2 separate regions of the Mus musculus genome follow, and region 2 is linked to region 1. A link is a contact called in ENCODE POLR2A ChIA-PET data. All regions are on one chromosome and are shown on one strand. The core of a region is the stretch at or near the end of the contact, and the rest is flanking DNA. Distances in the headings are between cores, read along the strand shown. Region 1 holds the start of Tmem209 (transmembrane protein 209). Region 2 holds the start of Mest (mesoderm specific transcript).

Region 1 (3,392 bases), core at 527-3,026:
TTACCCCCCTCCCATGCTTTATTTTTCGTGGTAGGACTCCTAACTTCCCAACTCGGTATTGTTTATAGCTTTGACCTTAGAGAGGTGGTCTCAGGTGCCAGGCTGGCCTCCATGTCTGATTCCTTCTCCCTCCCAAGTACCGGGACTAGATATTCTGCCATACCTGGCTTCTATTTTGGTGTGTTTTTGTTGTTGTTTGTTTTTGAGACAGGGTTCTGCAATTTATCCCAGGCTGGCCTCAGACTTGAAGTAATCCTTCTGACTCAGCCTCCTACTAGAATGTTCTTTCCATAAAAGGGGTTACCTCGTTCCTTCACTAGACTCATGACTTTGGGAAACTGAGTAAGAACTCATTTGTCTGAATAAAAGAATGAATACTAAGCTGAATTAAATTTACAAGCAAGTTTTCATATGTAGTAAATCTAAATTATAGTGGAAATTACTTACCGATATACCAGAGGGGCCAGTATGTCACATTATAATATGTACTGATTAACTTTCCAGTCCTGAAAAGATTAGAAAGGCTTTCCAGTTATTTAAATAAATAAATAACACGCCCACCACAAACCAACCAAACACTTAAAACCAAAACAAATATAAAAAGCCACAGTGCCAGCCAACAATAGTTAAAATTTTCACTTATGGGCTGATTAACTTACATTTCAGTATATATCATTCCAGCCATGGATACATTTAGGAGTCCCCAAGCTAAAACCACTTTCCTAGTTTCTGTTTCTTTTCTCATCTTGATGGTTCTGTCAATAAGGGAAGGATTGGGGCTTACGTCTCCTTGCATCTATTCAAAGGCAAAACAAAAAACAAAAAAACAAAACAGCCTGAAATGAAAAGAAACTACTCTTAAGAAATCAAAAATGTCTGTTGTAAAGTAACTGCTCCCCCCCCCAACTTTTCTCTTCTTTAAAATTTCTCCCCAACTTTCCCCTTTAATATTAGTATATGAAACTTTAATATTAGTATACACAACCCTGAAATATCTTCTTAGGTACCACAGAAAAATCAGCAGGGAACTTGCTGGTTATTTCAGAGAAGCTAATGGTTCCAATAAATTAAAATGTTTTGCTACATAATGTAATGGTTTGTTATTAAGTTCGCAAAGAGTTCTTTTGTCTCTGCTTCGAGTTACTACATCTAGATGAAGAGACACCAGATATCAACTTTTGTCATTACTGTGTCAGACCCTAACCTTGACCATGGAGTGATACAGGCTTAGCATCTCCTTTTGGTGATGAAATTGTAAAGCTTTTCTCACGGGGTGGACGGGTACTATTCACGTGAAGAGTCAAGAGAGAGACGGGAACGGGAACACGTGCGTTCAGTTTGGGTTACTAAAACTGTCATCTCCTTTGTCTCGCTAGGCTCAGCTCTGCAATCACTGAGAGGGCAGCTCCCGGGAGTCATATTCTAGAGCACATTAGCATCCTTCCCGCCTTCCTGCCCCGCGCCAAAACTCTCCTCGGAGAGCTTCCCTCCCTGGCTACCTCAGTACGAGCTTTATAATTATCCTTCATGTGTCTTTCTTCCCTTGCACTACAAGTGGCAAGATTCCTAGCTACATCATCCCCTGGCTGAACCTCAGGCACAACTTTAGGTTTGGAACTCTGAGGGAACAGCACGGACTCCATGTCCAGGAAGCACAAGACAACCCCCCCAAACGCACCATGTTCTTCAGCAGGAAGCCGTGGACTCGCGCCACTCCCTACTGCACATGCGCAGAGGCAAGACTAAGGCGGCGGCGGCGGGCAAGCCGGGCTACAGTTACCGGAAGAACCGGGCCCTCTCTTCTCGCGAGAGGGAGAGGGGTGGGGCAGAAGGACCCGAGCCGCGATCGTTGCCAGGGGAACGCCCTCGGATTTGTGCCTCCTACTTAGCTGCAGGAAAAGGCTGAGCTGCAAAATTCAGACCAGATTCTGAACACTTAGTAAAAAGTAATGATTGTAGCAAGCTGAAGTTTGGATATTACTAATTGTAGCTTTATCTAGGGCCCCCTACGGCTAATTGGTAGGATACAAGCATGCCTGATGTGTTAGACACACTCAGCAATGACAAAGCATTTTTCCTCTTTTGAAGTGTTTTCTCCCTCAATTGGTTTGACCCAATGTAAATTCTCAAATATCCACCTTATGAGGATGCAGCATTAGGAAGAAAAACTGGAACGTTCTATTGAAGTTAGTGGTGGTTTTGGGGTTAAAAACAAACAAACAAACAAAACCCCACCTTTGCCCTGAATGTTCTTTGAAAGAACTGAGAAAAGAGTCACCAGGGAGGTGAGTGGTTTTCCTTAGTAGCTAGTGCAAGTTCTGACAATACGCCATGTGTGGAGTACGAGGCAGGGATGGGGGCTTGGCTTCCTGGCTATTGTTCTAAAGAGCTTTGCCTGTGTCCTGCAGGTGAGGACAGGGAAGCAAGTCCAACTCTGGAAGAGCTTTCTTGGGAGTGGCAGCACTGGCCCAACTAGTGGCCAGCGTAGCCAGTGCCTGGAGAAGTGTGCCAGCCAGGCCTTGGTACATACATGCCTTTAATCCCAGCAATCGAGAGGCGGGGGCAAGTGCCTCTGGAGTTCCAAAGCTAGCCATAATGACATTGTCTCAAGATAGTAACTAAATATCAAGATTAAACAGAAGAAAATGAAGTTTCATTGTGGTAGTGCATAGTGTATGCTCTTAAAGAGCTAATAGGTTTTTAGGTTTTTTTTAAAATCATGTTTATATTGTCTTAGTACAATGTTTGGATCTGGACATAGATTTGGAGATGAACTAACTTGACAATTGTTCCAAGAGAACAGGTTCAATTCTGTCAGTATACAGTCAAATCCAAAATGACAGCTCATTTCTCCACATGTAAGTCTATCTAAAAAGGCCCAAAGATTTATTTATTATTGTACATAAGTACAATGTAGCTGTCTTCTGACACACCAGGAGAGGACGTCGGATCTCAGTATAGGTGGTTGTGAGCCACCATGCAGTTGCTGGGATTTGAACTTAGGACCCTCAGAAGAGTAGTCAGTGCTCCTACTTGCTGAGCCATCTCACCAGCCCTTGGTGTGGTTTCTCTCTGTCTCTCTGTCTCTCTGTCTTTCTGTCTCTCCCTCCCTCTCCCTCTCCCTCTCTCTCCCGCTCCCTCCCTCTCTATCTCTTGCTCTTTTTTTGTTTTTTTTCGAGGCAGAGTTTCTCTGTATAGCCCAGGCTGTCCTGGAACTCACTTTTAGACCAGGTTGGCCTCGAACACAGAAATCCTCCTGCCTCTGCCTCCCGAGTGCTGGGATCAAAGGCGTGCGCTACCACGCCCGGCTCTATCTCTTTCTCTTAATGTAACCCATAAACTAATGTGTATTTCTTCCGGGGCTTAAAAAACACTTGCCACACTGAAGTTGA
Region 2 (3,498 bases), core at 639-3,138, 230 kb after region 1:
TTAAGATCAGAATGGCTTTACTCTGTAGAAAACACCAGTGCAAATTTTGCTAAGTAATTCAGTCTTTAAAAGGTTTGGTTGTTAGTTAATATAGGTAGGTAATCCTCTACTTGTAAAGGGGTGAATTTAAATTGCGGTCTTACAGGATTTAAACATCCGTAGCTTCTCATTTAGGACACATTCCACATTCCTTCTGATGAACTACTCTTTCTGGTCTGCCCTCCACCCCACCTCTCCGCCCCCAGCCCCCAGTCGGCGCTGGCGCCCAAAGGAAACACTTTTTTTTTTTTTTTTAAAGAAAAAAACCAAAGGTTACGGTGCAGAGCCCCGGGTGCTTGGCGAAAGCCGTCCCCTCGGGCTGGAATGTTCTTTGTCTCTGGTAAATGTCTATTCATCACTCAAGACAACCCCTTCCTCCCTCCCCTTAATTACTTCCTCCCCTGTGCGCCCTCAAATTCTTGAACTTATTCATGCGGTATTTGTTAGGGGCCTGCTTTGTTGCCCACCCCATGGCGGGATCTGGGATACAAAAGGTTAATGAGACATGGTTTCAGACTTTGAGGGTCTTAGGCTGAGAAAGAAGGGCCCGACATGACAGAAAATATTCTGAAATCAAAAAGAAAATGTAAAAAAGTGCCACCCTTCGATCCCTCATTCACTTCACAATCTTGTGCATCGCCTGCGGAGGCTCCACACAAGCATTTGTTTCCTGCGGTCCCCGAAGAAGTATACCCTGGACCGCATTACGTGTTCTGATGACCCTCTCTCAGGTGCTGGCATTTTCAGTGTCAGCTGGGTGGTCACGAACTCCCCGAACATGGGAAGATACCCACAGGTTAGATCCCCCAAGGGTTCGACTGACCCATTGCAGTTCTCTGGCCCAATCTTGATCGACTGCACGGTTGGGCTTGGACATTGCAAAGCCAAAGCTGCAGCAAACCAGGCTCCGAAGAGAGGCCTGCAGCGCCCCCGCTGGGCCAGCCTGCGTTCGCAGCATCCCTAGCTTGCCCGTGCCTAGGCTGCTAGAATTTCAGGGAACGGTTCCAAACCTCACACAGGCATCACGATGCTCCGCACTTTGCGAAGGTGTGAAAGATGACTTTTAAGGGATTTGGGATTAAAAAAAAATCTACAGTTTTGTCCGCACCTCTAGGGTGTTTGCACTGTGATTGTGTTGCACGTAAAGGAGGCTTGTGCCCCCAATGAACGGTCCCCAACGCTGCTCCAGAAGGGCGCTGCAGCAGCTTCTGGCATGTGGACCACGTTGTGCTGCGGCAAAGGAAGTGTACCGGTGCCACCGTGGTGGTGACTTTGGCCCATTCTATGTGATCGCAGCCTGTCCATGAATGTGTCCACTTAGCCACTGATACCAGAGAATTTGTCCATTCCCTAGCCATTTAGTGTGCCCTTCCTTCTTTGTTATCATGGGCTAAGGGCTTGGGGTTGCCGCGCATTGGTGACCCGAATTTTTAGATGCGTACTCACTCTTAGGGCTCAAAACACACGTAGGAGGTAGAAAAGAAGTGGGTGCCGCAACAAGAACCCCAGCTTTGGGGTGTTTTATGTCTTCCAGGGTCTAGGGACCAGTGCGTGGTCCAAGGGATATGTTGGGGAGGGACTCTCTCAGACGTTTGTCATCCTTGCCCGCGGCATTAACACATGGGAAGGCTTTCTTCACTAGAATCTGGGGTTCAGGATTAGAGATCTATAAGGAAAGAGGGGGTAGCGGGTCAATACCCCTGGAGGCGCCCACGGGAAAGGCCCCCCCTCTCTGCAGCGGTGGGGAGGGGCTCTGCGGCGGGAGCGAGAAGGAGGGGCGCTGCGGCAGGATGGGCGGGTTAGAGGCGGGGCTCAGTGGGCTTTAAAAGTCGGTGCCTGCTTGCTCCTCTCTGCTTCGGCCACCAGCACATCCCGGTGCTTCTTCTCAGGCGCAGCAGCTTTCCTCTGCGGCAGCCGCACCTCGCCAAACGGCGTAGTGCTGCAGGCTCGCCCGAGTTGCTGCTTGCTGCCTCTGCTGCCGCTGCCGCGGGCCGCCCTGCGCGGACCGTAGGCTGCGCAGACGCCACCTCCGATCCTGTATCGCTGCGGGCGCCTCGGCGCGCCCTGTGATCCGCAATCCTGCGGCGGGCGGCATGGGATAATGCGGCCATGGTGCGCCGAGATCGCTTGCGCAGGTGGGTGCTGCCAGCCCGTGCCGCCAGAGGGGGTGTGGCCGGCCCGCACCCCGGAGATGCGGGAGGCAAAAATCCTTATCCAAAGGTTGCCGCCCAGCCCAAACTCTCGGAATCGCCCTCACTGATGATTTTTAGAACCAGGGTTTAGTCGCGTGAGATTTACGAATTTGAGGATTTTTGCATTAACATGTGAGAATTAGCCTTTTTTTGTCTGGGTCTTCGTTGTGGTACGATTTAGGAGGTGGTGGTGAAGCAACTTAGGATTCGAGAACCTTGGTAATGCCTGGTGTGTTCTAGGATCTTCAGAGCTGGTCATTGTTGTGGCGTGATTTAAGATTTCTAGACCACGGCATGTGATTTAGGAATTCAGGAGCTGAGATTGTCACAGAGCGACTTAAAATTTCCAGGTTCTGGACTCACAATGGCAGGGTTACCGCATAGGTGCGACTAGATCGTGCCGCGCAGTGTGGCCACGGCTATAAGTGTTGTTTGGGAGCCAGAAATGGAAACCCCGGGGGACACCGGCACGCGGCCAGGCTCTTAAAATGTAAAAAGAATTGTTTGCTTTGGTTTGTGGGTGCACAGCGTAGTTCTCAATAAGAATGAGTCAGGTGGGCTGGTTTGGTGGTATTAGATAAATATGTTTTTACATCATTTAAAGCAGTAAGAAATCAAGGCACGTAAAGTTTGTTGTGCGAGTGTGTTGAATTTTTGCTCTAAATCATGGTACCATCAAATATTAGAGAGTGGACTTAAAAATTATTGTTTAAACCTTTTGGTCCGATTGCTAGTTTCCTTGACTGCTAAAAATCTTAAAATGTTTGGGGTATTTTTACCAAGGTAACTAAAGCTGAGAATGGCTGGGGGGGGGGGTTGTCCCCCCTTTCCTGCATGGAGGAGGTGCACTGAGGTATGGTCCGGAGAGCGTGGGTGTGGCACCTCTGTTTCCCTGCGCCAGCAGGAAGCCCCTGTTCACTCTGCAGTAGGCGCCCCTCCCCGGCGTTCTGCTGAGTCACTGCGGATTCAGTGAGTCCAGCAAGGATGCCCCAGAGGCTACATGAAAATGTATGAACAGGTAACAGGACCAAATGGGTTCTGAGGAAATGAGCAGTAACAACAAAAAGACCCCCCCCTCCCCCAAACCTAATGCTTTTGCTTTTCAAAGAGGTTCAGCCTTAAAACCCGTTAGTGGATAACAGACTGAGATAAAAACCATCGTGTTCTGGCACTGTGCCAGGCATTTCTAGTATAGCCTCAAAAGGTAGAACCAAAGCCTTGTGTCTTTATTGGACAGTGACTTTGGAGGAAGGAAAAAAAAGTCTCA

What was found. ChIA-PET counts read pairs that join two places held with the same protein, here RNA polymerase II (POLR2A).
Region 2: POLR2A ChIA-PET joins it to region 1 with 12 read pairs in embryonic stem cell. The contact joins the promoter of Mest here to the promoter of Tmem209 in region 1. POLR2A ChIA-PET finds 5 or more read pairs at or near these places in 3 of 5 experiments (Patski and embryonic stem cell).

What each region holds. Positions count from the first base shown.
Region 1 is chr6:30,508,007-30,511,398 of GRCm38, forward strand. Tmem209 (transmembrane protein 209) reads right to left here and starts at 1,777. Exons shown (of 15, transcript NM_178625.4): 1 at 1,679-1,777; 2 at 660-796; 3 at 448-506. The coding sequence starts at 1,681. It also overlaps a transcript of Ssmem1 not described here.
Region 2 is chr6:30,736,162-30,739,659 of GRCm38, forward strand. It overlaps Mest (mesoderm specific transcript), which reads left to right and starts at 1,889. Exons shown (of 12, transcript NM_008590.2): 1 at 1,889-2,174. The coding sequence starts at 2,149.